Linked DNA regions of Homo sapiens: region 1 is linked to region 2. The links are chromatin contacts, found by Hi-C or POLR2A ChIA-PET in ENCODE. All regions are on one chromosome and are shown on one strand. Each heading gives the region's core, a stretch centred on a gene start or an enhancer-like site at or near the end of the contact. The rest is flanking DNA. Distances are from core to core; before and after follow the strand shown.

Region 1 (3,822 bases), core at 397-2,896, 1.3 Mb after region 2:
AAAGCAAAGAATGACATGTTAAAGGCTCTTCCATTTCTGACTTCTTCTAGGGATGTGCAGGACCAGGCCAGTGTTCATGTGACGTTTTCAGTCCAGGGCACCAGCCAGATCCTGGGCATCTTTGCATGTTCCCCCAGCACTCAGCACATGAGAGGTGTTTGATAAATATGTGAACATGGAACAAAGACTGGAACTGAGACCATCTTGTCTAATTACATTTTTAAAACATCATTTTTATGGCTTTTCATTTTCTCCGTTTATTTTATTTAATTTTACTTTTTATTTTATTGTATTGAGACAGGTCTCACTATGTTGTCCAGGCTGGAGTGCCGTGGCTATTCACAGGCATGTGATCATGTTGCTCTAAAGCCTTGAACTCCTGGGCTCAAGTGATCCTCCTGCCTCAGCCTCCCAAGTAGCTGGGATTACAGCATATGCCACCACAACTGGCCTATGACTTTTTAAAAGCCACAAGAGGCCGGGCATGGTGGCTCACACCTGTAATCCAAGCACTTTGGGAGGCCAAAGCAGGCGGATCACCTGAGGTCACGAGTTCAAGACCAGCCTGGCCAACATGGCGAAACCCCATCTCTACTAAAATTACAAAAAAAAAAAAAAAAAAAAAAAAAAGCGGGGCATGTTTGTGTATGCCTGTAATCCCAGCTACTTGGGAGGCTGAGGCAGGAAAATCGCTTGAACCCGGGAGGCGGAGGTTGCAGTGAGCCAAGATCCTGCCACTGCACTCCAGCCTGGGCGACAGAGCAGGACTCTGTCTCAAAAAAAAGAAAAAAAAGAGGCACAAGAGTTATACATGTTGTTATGAGAAACAAAATTCAGAGCATCAAAATAAGAAATGAATCTTTAAAATGTCACATGTAATCCCACCATCCTTTGGGATACATGTGTATAAAATCAGGATCCTTTTAGTAAACATCTTTTTCTAACCTGTTCTACCCCTGACCTGATCTACTGTGGCCATGTTGCCTTCTGATTCTTCTGTATCATTTTCAATCACTTCCCACTCATTTGCCAGGGGAGAAGAATGGCGCTGGAGAAGGGACTTGACCTACCCACGGGCACACAACTGCCATGTGTAACTGAGTGAGTGGCCATCGTCCAGGCTTTGCTGGAAGTCCTTCAAAATAGGGGGTCTGGGCACTTAGACCCCTGTAACTCCCCGCCTTGGGTTCCCACTTTGCAGAGTGATAACTTCTGCAAAGGAAACACCAGCCTCAAAAGCTCCAAGAGGAACAGGCCGGGCATGGTGGCTCACGCCTGTAATCCCAGCACTTTGGGAGGCCGAGGCGGGCGGATCACGAGGTCAAGAAATCAAGACCATCCTGGGTAACATGGTGAAACCCTGTCTCTACTAAAAATACAAAAAAAAAAAAAAATTAGCCAGGCGTGGTGGCGGGCGCCTGTAGTCCCAGCTACTCGGGAGGCTGAGGCAGGAGAATGGCGTGAACCCGGGAGGCGGAGCTTGCAGTGAGCCGAGATCGCACCACTGCACTCCAGCCTGGGCAACAGAGCGAGACTCTGTCTAAAAAAAAAAAAAAAAAAAAAAAAAACTCCGAGAGGAAGTGAAAACGAGTGGCCTGGTGGCTCTCATGCAGATGGCCATCTCACACTTCCTCGTGGCAGGCTGAGCTCTGGGAACTGTGGCCACCACCTGGGACCAGGCTCCTAGGGGTTTCCCCACCTGTGGTCTCTGTGATGGAAGATCACTAACATTCACACGCCTCAGGCACTCCCCCCTCTGTCCCCATTGAAGGAGCAAAGATGAAAGCTGTTTGAAAATCCCTGAAGGGACTTTAAAAAGCACGAGGGAATGCTAGGACTTAAATGTATGCATTGCATTTAGGAATATGTAGCTAAAGCTTTAAAAATATAAATACCGTTGCACTAATTGGTCTCATTTTTAGGGTTGCTTCCTGAGGAAATCATAAATACTTGCACAAAATGCACAGAGGATATTGATTTTAGCAGTATTTATAACAGCAAACCCTTGGTAATAACCCAATGCCTAATGATGGGGATTGGGCGCATCAATTGCGGTAAGTCTTTGTGATGGAACAATGATCAGCCCATGAATGTAATGAGCACTTGCCGTATGCCAGGCATTGTGCTAGCAGCCTGACATGTTATTTCATTTACTCCACATCGGATCTTCATGAGTGAGGCACTAGGATAACTTCCATTTTACAGGGGAGGAAATGAAAGACACAGAGAGCTTGTCTCTTGGTCACAGACATATGAAGTGATAATGTCAGGATTTAAATCCAGGCCTATCTGATAGCGAAGCCAGTGCTTACCTCTGCTAAGCTACAGTGCCCAGGGCCACCGCATAGGGTCCTGTGGTTCATACGCTACATGTGGTACCCAGTAGAGGGGCCTGACATTTAATTGACTCAGCTCTGCAAGCAGTGTGCTTTTCTTATTTTTATTTTTATTTTTTATTTTTGAGACAAAGTCTCACTCTGTTACCCAGGCTGGAGTGCAGTGGTGCGATCCTGGCTCACTGCAGCCTCCACCTTCTGGGCTCAAGCGATCCTCCCACCTCAGCCTCCTGAGTAGCTGGGAGTATAGGTGTGTGCCACCATGCCTGGCTAATTTTTGTATTTTTTGTAGAGACGGGGTTTCATCATGTTGCCCAGGCTGGTCTCAAACTCCTGTACTCAAGCGATCCATCCATCGAGGCCTCCCAAAGTGCTAGGACTACTGGCGTGAGCCACAGTGCCCAGCCACCTTGCGTCTTTCCTAGTGCACACCAAGCACTGTGGTGAGCCAGCAGCACCCTGCAGGGCCTCCTACCTGTCATATGCACAGTTGGTGCTCTTCTTCACCGTGGTGTCCTCTTGGTCCCCGATCAGCCAAACAAACCTGGGGTCAGTCCTCAAGCGGATGTTCTTCCAGGCCTTCTTGGGGACGTAGCTGCAGCCGGCATTGAAGTCACCCATGAAAATGAAATTCTAAAAGACAAGATTTGGAACTGTCACCTGGTGGGTGCTGCTGCAGAATGCTTTCACACTGGACTCTAGCAAAGACTCTGCGTCCCAGGCCCAGTAAACAACAGGGTCTGTTATGGGCTGAATCTTGTCTACCCCCTGCTCCCGCCCCGGCCAAATTCCTATGTTGAAGTTCTAACCCCCAGCACCTTAGAATGCGACTGTATTTGGAGATAGAACCTTTCAAGAGGGAATTAAGGTAAAATGAGGTCATATGGATGGGCTCTAATCCAATATGACTGGCGTTCTTGTAAAAAGGGGAAATTAGGACACAGAAAAGTGGAGCAAAGACCATGTAAAGACACTGGAAGAAGATGGCCGTCTACAAACCAAGGAGAGAGGCCCCCAAAAGACACCAGCCCTGCTGGCACACCTTGTTCTGGGACTCCAGCCTCCAGAACGGTGACGAACTCACTTTCTATTGTTTAAACTTCCCAGTCTTCAGTATGGTACTTTGTTATGGCAGCTCTAGCAAATGAATATAAGGTCTTTAAAAATTTCTTTTTGTTGTTTAAAATTGAGTCACAGTTTTGATGAGTCGATGACAGGCGAGTGCGTACCAGGGAGGATGTTCTTAACAGGAAGGAGAATGTTTGCTGTTCTTAGTCGCCACATTTCCATAATTCAGCATGCAGAGTCAGGTGTGGATAAAAAAAATTTCAGTGAATCTATTCCCTCACATCTTTTGTCCCTGGCTCAAACTACTGTAGGGTGTAAATATACGAATGAATCAACGCCTTTTGCTTTCAAGCAGGAAAAGTGAATTTGGGTGGTGTATTGACAACCCTGGCATCACTCTTTCTCTCCTATTGTTTTG
Region 2 (3,737 bases), core at 73-2,572:
ACTGAGAGGTGGGTTTCAGATTGTCCTTGGGATTCCCTATTTCCTAAAGCCTGACTCCCCACAAAGCAAGCTGGTTAAGTGGTGGCTGGTGGAGGGGTAAGGGCAGGTATTCCTAAGGCGTCTTGTTCCAGCCTCCTACACAGGAAGGGTCCTAAATTTGAACAAGCCTGTAAACAACTTGAGATTAGCTAGCTTTGGGGACAATTCAGCCGATGAAGAAAGACAGTGCCCTGGGAAATGCGGGAGGCTCCATCACCCAGCCATTCCTCTCTTGGAGTATTTTCTGACAAGCCACTTCAAGGAGTCCCAGCAGCCAAGGCCAGCCTCACCCCAGTAAGGATTCACTGGAAATGTGAGACGACCAGGGCATTGTACGTTTTATTTCTTTGGAGAGGAGGAAGGAAACATTCACATGAACAAATCCTAGAATGATTCAACCTAACTTCCGGCTGCTGACTGAATGGGAAAGAAGAACTGAAACCCGTGGGCTGCAGCACTTCGTGCAAGAGGTGAAACTTGAGGGGCTCCAGGGCAGGTAGCAGTGGAGCAGGGAGGGGCAGAGAGAGGGCCAACAGATGCCCTGGCAGGGGAAAGGGATGCAAGCCTGCAAAAAGGAAGCAAAAACAGGGCACGGCCGTCTCCTCTGATGCCCTTGCTCTGACCAGAAGCAAGAACTCCCGGATTGAAATGGGTCCATGAAGAAGGCACTTCAAGAGGAGAATTTCAATAGTAAGAGGCTCTGATCCGCAAGGTCCACGTTCATTTTGAGCTTTATAATGGGATATCAAAAGGAACAGGAGTCTTCTCTATGGCATCTAGGATACTACTAAGTATTCAAACATGTTTATGTATTGGTTTTTACATTTTAATAGTAACATAGCATCACTGTCACACATTCGAACCACACAGAAGTATACACATTCAAACCACAAAGAAGTATATAAAGTAAAAAGTGAGTCTTCCCAAAGGCCCTACTTTTTTTTCTATCCCGATCCCATTTGCTGGATGCACTGGTGTTAAAAAGCCAGACGTAGACAGAGGTTCATAAACCCAAAAGGATTTAGGAGCAGGGGTCAGGTACCTGAAAGAAAAGGCCAGGTGGGCACTGGGGCACCACTGAGAGTTTTTGTCTTAGGTCAGTTCCAGCTTTTCGGGTTCCTAAGGGGTTAATCATCCAGGGTGAGCAGACATTCTAATTTTTTCAATAGAAGCCTGAAATTCAGGGTTTTATGTAAAATCTCTCAATTTGTAAATGCTGGCAACTATTCATCACCATAAGAAGTACTGTATGGGCCACATAACACAGTTGCTGGCTACATTTGGCCCAGGGGCCACCAGTTTGCACCCTCTGGTGGTAATCCTTCCAGACATTTCCTTCTGTCTAAAAACACGAGTTGCTGGGTGTAACATCTTATTTTTTTCAAAAATAGAATGATAACATTGTTCTACCACTTGCTTCTTTTTTCATTTAACATCCAGGGCATCTTTCCCTGTCACGCACATTTTTGACCTCTTACTGCAGAGCATGCTATGGTATGGAAGGAAATTAACTCATTTAGCCACCTGCCCTGTGGACATTTAGCAAATACGAAAGATACACTTGAAATGTCACTTCTCATTGTCCATTCCTCTTACCTCTGCCAATGTTGATAACTCATGATGAAAGTGCACCTGTGTGTGGATATTAACATATCATACAGCCACAATTACTGAAACCACAGCGACTAAGGATTTTTTATGTTTTAATATGAGCACTTACCATGTATTTTCCCACGTGATCCTCACAACAGTCCCAAAGTAGGCCTTATTATTATCTTTCTTTTTGCAGATTTAAAAAAACTGAGACTCAAAAAGGTGGTGTACGCCTACCCATGGCACGTGGCCTAGAGGTGGTGAGGTTGGTCAGGAGTGGGGCCTAGCAAGCTTACTTCAGAGCTCCTGCTACAAGCATACAGCCCTCAGAAGACACAGCGAGAAACCTGCTCTGGGATATTCAAGAATCTGACATATTAGAGCACAAACCACTAGAGAAGGATCGCTAACAATGGGACAATTCACTTGCCTCTTGGAATGAAAAGCCTCATTTTAAAGCCCTTCTTCATACTCATCCAACATAAATTCTACATAGATTGGAGAGAAATGTTAAAAGGGGGAAAAAAACCTACAAAATTCTGGGGGCATAGGTTTTCAGGGTATGGTATTTTTCTTTCAGTATATAGAGTTGAATCATATATTTATACACAGGAAACTACCTATAGGGTGCCTACGATGCAAAGATGAACCCTGTTTTCCCACAGCTGGTTAAATAACCAAACTGGTAACAACCCCTCTTGTTGGGCTCTAAAGAGATTAGCACCAAAACTGGGACCTAACTAAGGTGTCACCAAAAGTGTCATGGTATCACTAGAACCAGAACCATGTTTCCTGTGTTCTTGTTCGATATATCTGAGGGTATTTTCTGTTGAGAAGTTCCAAGCAATTTCCTTACCAAAGATATTATAAGGAACATACTCGTCAGGGTTGTGAGAATTTCATTTACATAAAATAAAATATTTAGATTTTAGCAGAATTACTTCTTCATTAAAAGTTGGCAAGCAACGATGATTCTTTCCATTTGAACTTTATCCTGGTTCCTTAATGTCTTTCTTATTTGTACTTAACAAGCCAGAAATGTCACAAAATCTTACAGTTGGAAAGGGAATTTCAAGGTCTTTAAACATACCCCATTTGATACTTCAAATTTTAAAATTCCACAAACTGAATTTAAAAATAGGTAGTAAAAAAATCTCATGGCCAAGGCCGGGCACGATGGCTCATGCCTGTAATCCCAGCACTTTGGGAGGCCGAGGCGGGCAGATCACGAGGTCAGGAGATCAAGATCATCCTGGCTAACGTGGTGAAACCCTGTCTCTACTAAAAATACAAAAAAAAATTAGCCAGGCGTGGTGGCGGGCACCTGTAGTCCCAGCTACTCAGGAGGCTGAGGCAGGAGAATGATGTGAACCTGGGAGGCGGAGCTTGCAGTGAGCCGAGATTGCACCACTGCACTCCAGCCTGGGTGACAGAGCGAGACTCCATCTCAAAAAAAAAAAAAAAAAAAAAAACTCATGGGCCAGTGCAGTGGCTCACACCTGTAATCCCAGTGGTTAGGGAGGCAGAGACATGAGGATGGCTTGAGCCCGGGAGTTCAAGACCTGCCTGGACAACATGGTGAGACCCTATTCTCCATAAAAAGAAAAAAAAAAAGACCAAAAAAAAAAAGGTTGGAAAAAATCTCAAATGGGATGGTAGCCGTGACCAAATTAAAATAATATATTGCACACTGGCTTACCCAAGGTTCCAACATCATAAGATTATTAGTTCTCAGATCTTAGGTTTCTAAGACTGTTGTCAAATTTAGGTAAGACTAAGGAAAAACAAAAATTCAAAAACAAATTCAGGTAACACTAAGGAAAAACAAAATTTGGGTGTTACTAGGTTATCAGGGAGGCATAAAGCACAGCAAGCCAGTGAGAAATAAAAAGAATATCAAATTAGAGCCTGAGAGTTGCTCACAGTCATGCACTTTTATTGAATGTCTTTATCTACTCCTCAAAGCTGGAAGGGTGGTTAATCCAAGTAAAACCTGAACAATTCCTCTGCCTGCTTCACCATGAACTCTAGACAAATGGAGCAGCGGTGTCCAGACACTTTCCCAGGCCAAGGCCTATTGGACTCAAGGTGGTTCAACTCAAGAG

The links. Hi-C counts contacts between places; a loop is a spot of excess contacts on that map. ChIA-PET counts read pairs that join two places held with the same protein, here RNA polymerase II (POLR2A). Pooled maps may share reads with other maps.
Region 1: a map with no recorded cell type shows a loop between it and region 2 (16-fold over the local background). The contact joins two enhancer-like sites. A Hi-C loop is called at or near these places in 6 of 37 single-sample maps with no recorded cell type and 4 of 50 pooled maps. POLR2A ChIA-PET finds 5 or more read pairs at or near these places in 1 of 52 experiments (activated B cell).

What each region holds. Positions count from the first base shown.
Region 1 is chr3:58,195,010-58,198,831 of GRCh38, forward strand. DNASE1L3 (deoxyribonuclease 1L3) reads right to left here. Exons shown (of 8, transcript NM_004944.4): 6 at 2,812-2,969. Among named protein-coding and RNA genes, the nearest start is that of DNASE1L3, 14 kb to the right of the region's middle. RefSeq lists an enhancer at 1,561-1,740. Within about 2 kb of position 1,647, at least 3 of the 41 ENCODE cell types and tissues checked have a DNase peak (open chromatin) inside an H3K27ac peak, as active enhancers do.
Region 2 is chr3:56,917,974-56,921,710 of GRCh38, forward strand. It overlaps a transcript of ARHGEF3 not described here. Among named protein-coding and RNA genes, the nearest start is that of ARHGEF3-AS1, 20 kb to the right of the region's middle. Within about 2 kb of position 1,323, at least 3 of the 41 ENCODE cell types and tissues checked have a DNase peak (open chromatin) inside an H3K27ac peak, as active enhancers do.